2 separate regions of the Mus musculus genome follow, and region 2 is linked to region 1. A link is a contact called in ENCODE POLR2A ChIA-PET data. All regions are on one chromosome and are shown on one strand. Each heading gives the region's core, a stretch centred on a gene start or an enhancer-like site at or near the end of the contact. The rest is flanking DNA. Distances are from core to core; before and after follow the strand shown. Region 1 holds the start of Ifrd1 (interferon-related developmental regulator 1). Region 2 overlaps Dock4 (dedicator of cytokinesis 4).

The links. ChIA-PET counts read pairs that join two places held with the same protein, here RNA polymerase II (POLR2A).
Region 2: POLR2A ChIA-PET joins it to region 1 with 13 read pairs in embryonic stem cell. The contact joins the enhancer-like site here to the promoter of Ifrd1 in region 1. POLR2A ChIA-PET finds 5 or more read pairs at or near these places in 3 of 5 experiments (Patski and embryonic stem cell).

The regions. Positions count from the first base shown.
Region 1 is chr12:40,221,634-40,225,103 of GRCm38, forward strand. Ifrd1 (interferon-related developmental regulator 1) reads right to left here and starts at 1,556. Exons shown (of 12, transcript NM_013562.2): 1 at 1,236-1,556. The coding sequence starts at 1,323. It overlaps Mir1938 (microRNA 1938), which reads right to left and starts at 1,178; the gene lies at 1,079-1,178. It overlaps Gm7008 (predicted gene 7008), which reads left to right and starts at 1,731. Exons shown (of 3, transcript NR_045157.1): 1 at 1,731-1,920; 2 at 3,036-3,089.
Region 2 is chr12:40,470,418-40,474,084 of GRCm38, forward strand. The region is part of intron 1 of Dock4 (dedicator of cytokinesis 4); the gene reads left to right. Among named protein-coding and RNA genes, the nearest start is that of Dock4, 26 kb to the left of the region's middle. Within about 2 kb of position 1,299, at least 1 of the 3 ENCODE cell types and tissues checked has a DNase peak (open chromatin) inside an H3K27ac peak, as active enhancers do.

The DNA.
Region 1 (3,470 bases), core at 306-2,805:
ACCACGCATTCAGGAGAAAGGGAAAAAATATCTAAAGATACATTTCTATTTGTAATAGTCCATACCCAGCCAGTTATCACCTAACACATGATCAAGAGCTTTCAGCTCTCCAGACCCTGGAGGAAAACTTTTGCATTGCCAGTCTCCAATATTTAACATGAAAACTGGTCATTTACTTTTCTAATATCATTCGAATGATCAAAGAGTAGTAGCTAGGTCAACAAATACCTAATGGCTATTATCTTGGTGTGGAACGACTGGGGGCATTCCAATATTCAACTCCATAATCTTAACAATTACTTAGTGAGATGACTACCCATTTCAATACTACTCGACTTATGTCTTGTGTGCAGTCTTGTAGAAGGGACCTTCGGCTGCAATCATTTTTTTTTCTTCTCAACCATATGTTAAGAGAATCGTACATTCAGTTCAGCAATTAACCATCCAGAAAAAGCTTTGTCTTAGCATGGAAGGAAAAAAAAAAAAAACTTATCCCTAACTTTCCAGCCAATTGCAACCTCGGCTTCTCACCACCTCTTATCACTGCATGGAACCTATAGAATGCAGCACAAAGGAGAACGCGGTCGCTAGGCTGGCAGCACAAGGGCTGCGGGGGCTCCCGGTTTCTGCAGGTACCGGGTTAGGAGTGGAAGCCACGCTAAGGGTGGGGCGGTGGCCATGGCTTCCGACGCCTCTACCCCGCCTTAGAGGACCTGCGAGACGCGCAGGAAAACAGCGGGATGGAAGCCACTCGTGCCTCTGCGTCACCCTGGCCCCATCACGCAAAGCTCAGGCCTCGTGACGCAAAAGCCGGTCCAAGCCCGCTGGACGTTTGACACTCCCGAGAACTCCATGTTGGAGGGAGCGCCACAGGCAGCGCAACAGCGGCAAGCCACCGGCGCTCCGCCCCATCTCTAGCTCGATAAAGAACCGGACAGCAGGCAGCGACGTCTAGGAAGAACGCCAAGTCCTGGTCACCCTTATTCTGACTCTCCCTCCGGCCCAAGGTCCCAGTTCTCCCCGCCCCCAGGGCCGGAGCTCCAGCACTGCTCCCGCGTGCCAGCTCAAGAAGCGCGAGTCCCAGGGCATGATGGGAACTGCAGTTCAGCCGTACCACGCGCTATGCAGACTTGGGCGTCCGAAGCGAAGACCGAACTACAAGTCCCACCGCGCCCCAGGCCGGGGTCTCCCGTTCGGCCGGCCAGCCGGCTCCCGGGCGTGGGGACACCCCTCACCTGCCGTGGCCGCCGACGTCGCTGCCCCGGAGCCGCCGCCACCCCCGCCACCGCGGTGGGGAGCGTTCCGCTTCTTGTTCTTCGGCATCGTGGGCCGCCCGGTGCCGCCTACACTTGGAGCTCAGCGAGGATCAGCCGATGGAGCTGCACTGTCTACTCGTGCGTCTGTGCGGCGGGCGGCTGAGAGGCGAGTCTCGGGCTAACAAGAGAGGCGAGGAGCGGCGCGGGTGAGAAGCGGCAGCAGCAGCAGCAGAAATCCCCGTGAAGAGCTGCGAGCGGAAACGATACATGTTTCTCTCTAGCGCGGGAGCGAAGGCGGGGTGGCCAGACCACGACGCCTTAAGTAGCCAGACGGCGGCTTGTCGTCACCATGCGTGGGCGGGCCTCCATCGCTCGCTGGCCAATCGCTGCAGATCTCCCCACCGCGGCGTCCACTGGGGCGGTGCCTGCATTCGGACTCCCATTCCCAGAGCCTCAGTCTGCCCTCGGTGCCTGGGCTGCTATGCCTTAGGGCCGCGTGGAGCTTTGGGAGATGTAGTTAGCGAGAGGGCGCGGCCTTCTCCGGGCTCCTCCCAGTCCGATTGCGTCGTGACCTCGTCCCAACGAGGCGTCCGCCCTGGAATTCACCCGGGTAGTCACCGCGATGAGCCATGCGGCAGTTATGCAGCTTGATGAACGTCAGCTTGTAAGATCACGTGTAACAACCTTTCCCCTGCTAATATGAGGCCCCTGTCCAAGCACAACCATACCCTCCTGTGGGTTTAGGGACGTGGGCTCCCCACCCTCCAAAAAAAGTATGCTTTCAGCTACTTCAACTTGTATTGTTCGTGGACCTCATATTCTAGACTAATATCTCAAATAACGAGACTGATGATTCAGTCTCAGATTTTCTTACAAAGATGTGACCTTGATTCCACCTGCCAGTTTGGAGGTCAGTTTGGGATAAGAGTTTATGAGAAGTTCGCAGCTGGCAAAACATACATGAGTTATATCAACAGTCGCAAAGGGGTTTATTTTCTCAAGGTGCTCCCGTTGATCTGTTTTCCGTGTCGCAACACCCAGTCCTGTTTTCAGGAGCTGCTAGTAGGTTCCTATACTGTCCATATGACAGAACAAACTCACTGACTCGTGCAAGTGACTCACTCTGCACTCCACCTCTCACCTCGGCTTCATTCTATTTCAAGTGATGATAGTAAGTCTTTCTCCGTCTTAATGTCCCTCTTGTACCTTAAGCCAACTTAAATTTTTCTCTCCTTTTCTTTACTGCCATATTCTTAATAGTTAATATATTATCTTCCCCCATATTCTGTAATTTATTCACCGTAATTTATTCAGTTTGTTCATAGTGCCCCCCCCCCAGCAATTGATTTTAAAATGAAACTCAGGGCTGTATCTTGATCTCTAGCCATACATAGCTTCAGTTCATACCAGGTCACCCATTTCAATGTTTCATGCCCAGGAAGGCTGATTATTTACTCAAGTGTCTTGTTTGACTAATCCACCTATGTTTATAGTTGTTCCAGAACCTCACAGACTGCCAGTCCTCCTAACCTAGCCTCTCTCACTGCTTTCTAGATATCTTGTTCTTCTCCTGAACTCAACTGGTCTTCGTTTCCAGTACAGGGCTCTTTTTGTTACTTTGACTTCATTGTTCATGAATGCCCTAACCCACCCCCCATCTTCATCTTAAGAATTATCTCTGTCTATCAAGACCAGCTCAAACACTATCACCTTCACGAAGCTTCGTCCTCACAAGTCTTTGACTTGGTAACGCTCTGCTGCCACTCTCTGTTCCTACAGATCGATCACAGATGGACTGTTCACAAAGATTCGATTGGAAGAGCAACGTTCAAGGTTTGCTTTACTCTGTGTTCTCTTGAAGAACAAGTAAACTGCACAGAGCATGGCTACCAAACTGGGACGCAGACATGGACACAGGCCCCCACTGAGTCCCTTGTGTCTGGACAGGCACACCTGAAATCTGACATGAAGTGAGGGTTCTCAGTAGGTGAGGCAAAGAGCTATACATGTTGACACACCTTATAACCACAAGCTTAATTCTCAAGATAAGTTGATATACAGAACAGTAACTTGCTACTCTGTGAACCCCATCACCCAGGTGTAATAGCGTCTAGACTTTGAAAATGATGCCTTACCAGAGTTTGCGATGGGTGTGTTCTTTTTGTATCCACTCATGTGTACACAGGGGCTTTTCTTGGACAGCCTGTTCAGAGC
Region 2 (3,667 bases), core at 49-2,548, 250 kb after region 1:
GGTACAAAGTGCTGGGTGCAACCGTGAGGACCCCAGCCACTTAAAAGAAAGGAGCTGGCACTGGGACTGGAGTTTGCAATGTCTCATGCACGTAGACATGAGACGCATGCTGTCATCATGGGAGTGACACCCGTGACAGTCAGATTAGTTTTCTGTTTCACTCTGAGTTCCTCAGAGAGACCATGGATTCCCTCCTGGGTAGCTTACACCTATCTTCCGACTGACAAGAGCCACGTTTTGGTTGTGTGAACCTGTGAGTTAGAAGGTGTCTTGCCTCTGGATAGTCCATCCTTTTGTCTTAGCTCCAAACTTTGTCTCTGTAACTCCTTTCATGGGTGTTTTGTTCCCTATTCTAAGGAGGAATGAAGTATCCACACGTTGGTCTTCCTTTTTCTTGATTTTCTTGTGTTTTGCAAATGTATCTTGGGTATTCTAAGTTTCTGGGCTAATATCCACTTATCTAATGACCTGTGATTGGGTTACCTCACTAAGGATGATATCCTCCAGGTACATCCATTTGCCCAAGGATTTCATAAATTCATTGTTTTTAATAGCTGAGTAGTACTCCATTGTGTAAATGTACCACATTTTCTATATCCATTCCTCTATTGAGGGACATTTGGGTTCTTTCCAGCTTCTGGCTATTATAAATAAGGCTGCTATGAACATAGTGGAGCATGTGTTCTTATTACCAGTTGGAACATCTTCTGGGTATATGCCTAAGATGTATCTGGAGGATATCATTGCTGGATCTTCTGGGAGTACTATGTCCGATTTTCTGAGGAACTGCCAGATTGACTTCCAGAGTGGGATAGCATTTGAAATGTAAATAAAGAAAATATCTAATAAATAAAAAATACAAAAAAAAAAAGAAAGAAAGAAAGAAAAGAAAAGAAAAGAAAAGATCTCAGTATATTCAAAAGCTAAAGCAAAGCTTGGGCCCTGTTCAGTATTAAAGCAAATTATCTTTCCATATTAAAAAAAAAAAAAAAAAAAAAAAAAAAAAGGAAGGTGGCTTGCCAGTGGAAGTAAGGTGTTTTGTGTCTACTGGTTGTTTCCCCTCTGGGTTCTCTTGTTTCTGGATTGTTGTATGCTTTGGGAGTGCAGAGTTCCCTGAAGGGTTCTGAAGCCTGCAGCAGACCCAGCTTGGGCTATACTTCCTTCTGCCTCGACTGGGTCTGCAGCTCTGCAACCCTGTGCACGGCAGGCGCTATTTCTCTTTTTGGGTGAGCTTTCTGAAGGAGAAGCTATTATCCGTTCCTACACTGATGCCTGCTCAGTGGCTCACTTTGGAGCTCTTGTACTTTAGTTTCCCCTTTGGAATTTTATTTTCCAGGCATGTTCTCATTCAGACTTTTGGAATGACTGCAAGTCAGGAAACTGATGTTGCGAGCACTACCTTCCTGTGCCGCCTCCCTTAGAATCTGGATTGGCAGCCTGTCAGTTTACTAACAACATGTCAGCAGTCACATAATATATCAAGGCTCTAATTGGAAAAGTGTTCATGCTAAAATTATAGGAGCGTACGTTTAACATTCATCCCACCTTTGAGATGCCTGTTTCATGGGTAAATTCCTGATCTCGAGTGGTTTTAAATAAAGCTCCTGTCTCCTAAATCTGGACAGAACTCCCACCTTTATTTCCATATTTCCAATTAAACTGGGTTTCTGCAGGGGCGGAAGAAAATATTTTTGTGATGACCTTGTGTGTCAAAAATGGTGTAGTGATTCTAGAGCAACTTCCCTTTGAAGTGGCCGCGTCTTCCTCGAAGGGATTCTTTGAATGCCAGACATTTTTTTCATTTGCTTCTGGTGTGTTTGTGTTCACATATCTAGTTCTTTAAAAAACCTGTTTGTGCTGGATGCCTCACTGACACTCCCTAACCAATAATATATTTCTACTCTGACCTGGTGGCAATGCTTCTGGGATTCTCCTAGAAACACTTCCTCCCTTTTAGCAAACACCTGGCACCCTAAATGCGCATCGTAATCGCCAAAAGCTGTTTAGAATAACCTTTGAGGAGTTTGCTAAAGAAAAACAGACAGGTTTTAAAAGTTGCATTACATTTTGTCAGAGCTGCATGTCGTGTCTGGCGTTGCGGCGTCTCTCAGCTCACCTTTGTAGTTGATGGTGTTCGGATTCCATGTGCTCGTTTACCCCATCGGGATCTGTACAAGTGAATGATTTGGCAAGCTCCATTAAGTGACAGGTTTTTCTGTGATTCTGAGTAGAGTGGAAAAGAGCGAGCGCGATGAAGGAACTTGGGATGACCGAGGCAAAGGGAAAATGTTTCTTTTTTTTTTTTTCTTGGCGGCATGCAGACTGACACGATGGTGGAGAATGAGCTGAGAGTTCTACATTTGGATCGGCAGGCTGCAGGAAGTGAATGAAACTCATTTCCTCCAACAAGGCCACACTTTCGAATAACGACAGTCCCAATAAGCCTGTGGGGACAATTTTCCTTCAGACCATTTCAGTGGCCATAAAGGTCCTAGGGTACGGACATAGACAGACAGACAGACAGACAGACAGACAGACAGACAGACACACACACACACACACACAGATCATACTCACACATGCACACACACAGCAGATGTGGACTGGTGACCTATTGCTTCTGTGCTACCAATATAGCATGAAAAAAAGTTCAGCATTTCTTCTGAGCAGCTGTCTTTTCTTTCCCGTGGACAGTACTTCTGAGTCAATAAAGATCTGGATAGCCTCTAAGTGAGTCTTTGAAAAATTCTTTTATGTAAACCCATCTTTCTTATTGAGTTTGACATTTACAAGTTGATTTAACAAAGATGGTCAAATATGTAAAGCTAATGTGAGAAGAGCTCCCGCGGATGAGCAGATCTCTTTGCCCGGCCCCAGGCTAACTGCTTCAAAAGCATTATCAACTAATCTCACGAGGAAGCTTCTATTCTTCTCATCCCTGGATTACAGAAGAAATCCTGTGCTACAGGACGGTTCTTTGGTCCCTGGCTATACTACCCTGAACATGCCTGTTCTCTTCAGTGAGCTCATGGGTTGAGTGTGGGGTGAAGTGGCTGAGCTCCGGGTGCCTGACTGCCGAGTACCTTCTCTTCTACCTTGTTTCTTGTCTTGACTGACAGCTGGACAGATTGCGTGAGTCCCACCTGCTTTCCCTAGCTACTTATTCTGGCTCTGATTGGGTGCCCCAAGAGTGTGGCTGTGGAACAGTGATGGCTAGAATTAGAACTTGGCTAGCAGGAGAATTGTGTCCCCTCCTGTCAACCCCTTACCCCACTGGCCCTGTAACCTAAAGCAATTTAGGTCAGAGGAGGACCACAGCCCAGCTCTCGAGGCTGTTCACAATTTGATGACCAACATCTGTGCTGCAATTTCGTTCAAAAACAAACACACCCACCAGCAACAAACTTGTTTTTGTCTGTGTGCAGTTTCATCACCAAATACAGTGTTCTCAGAGCAGACACACTTGGTAGAGAGAGGAGCTAAGTACTCAGGAGACAGCTTACTGTAATGAGTCAGTTCCCATATTGTTACTGAGCAGGGTTTGGTGGTTAGTAGACTCTAGGGGGTAAAAATCACTGTAATTAAAATGAAGTAATTGGCAGGTTTGTGCAAAATACAGGATTTTCTGTTTTGATTCCAAAGAAGCCAAGTAAAAAGCATTGTATGT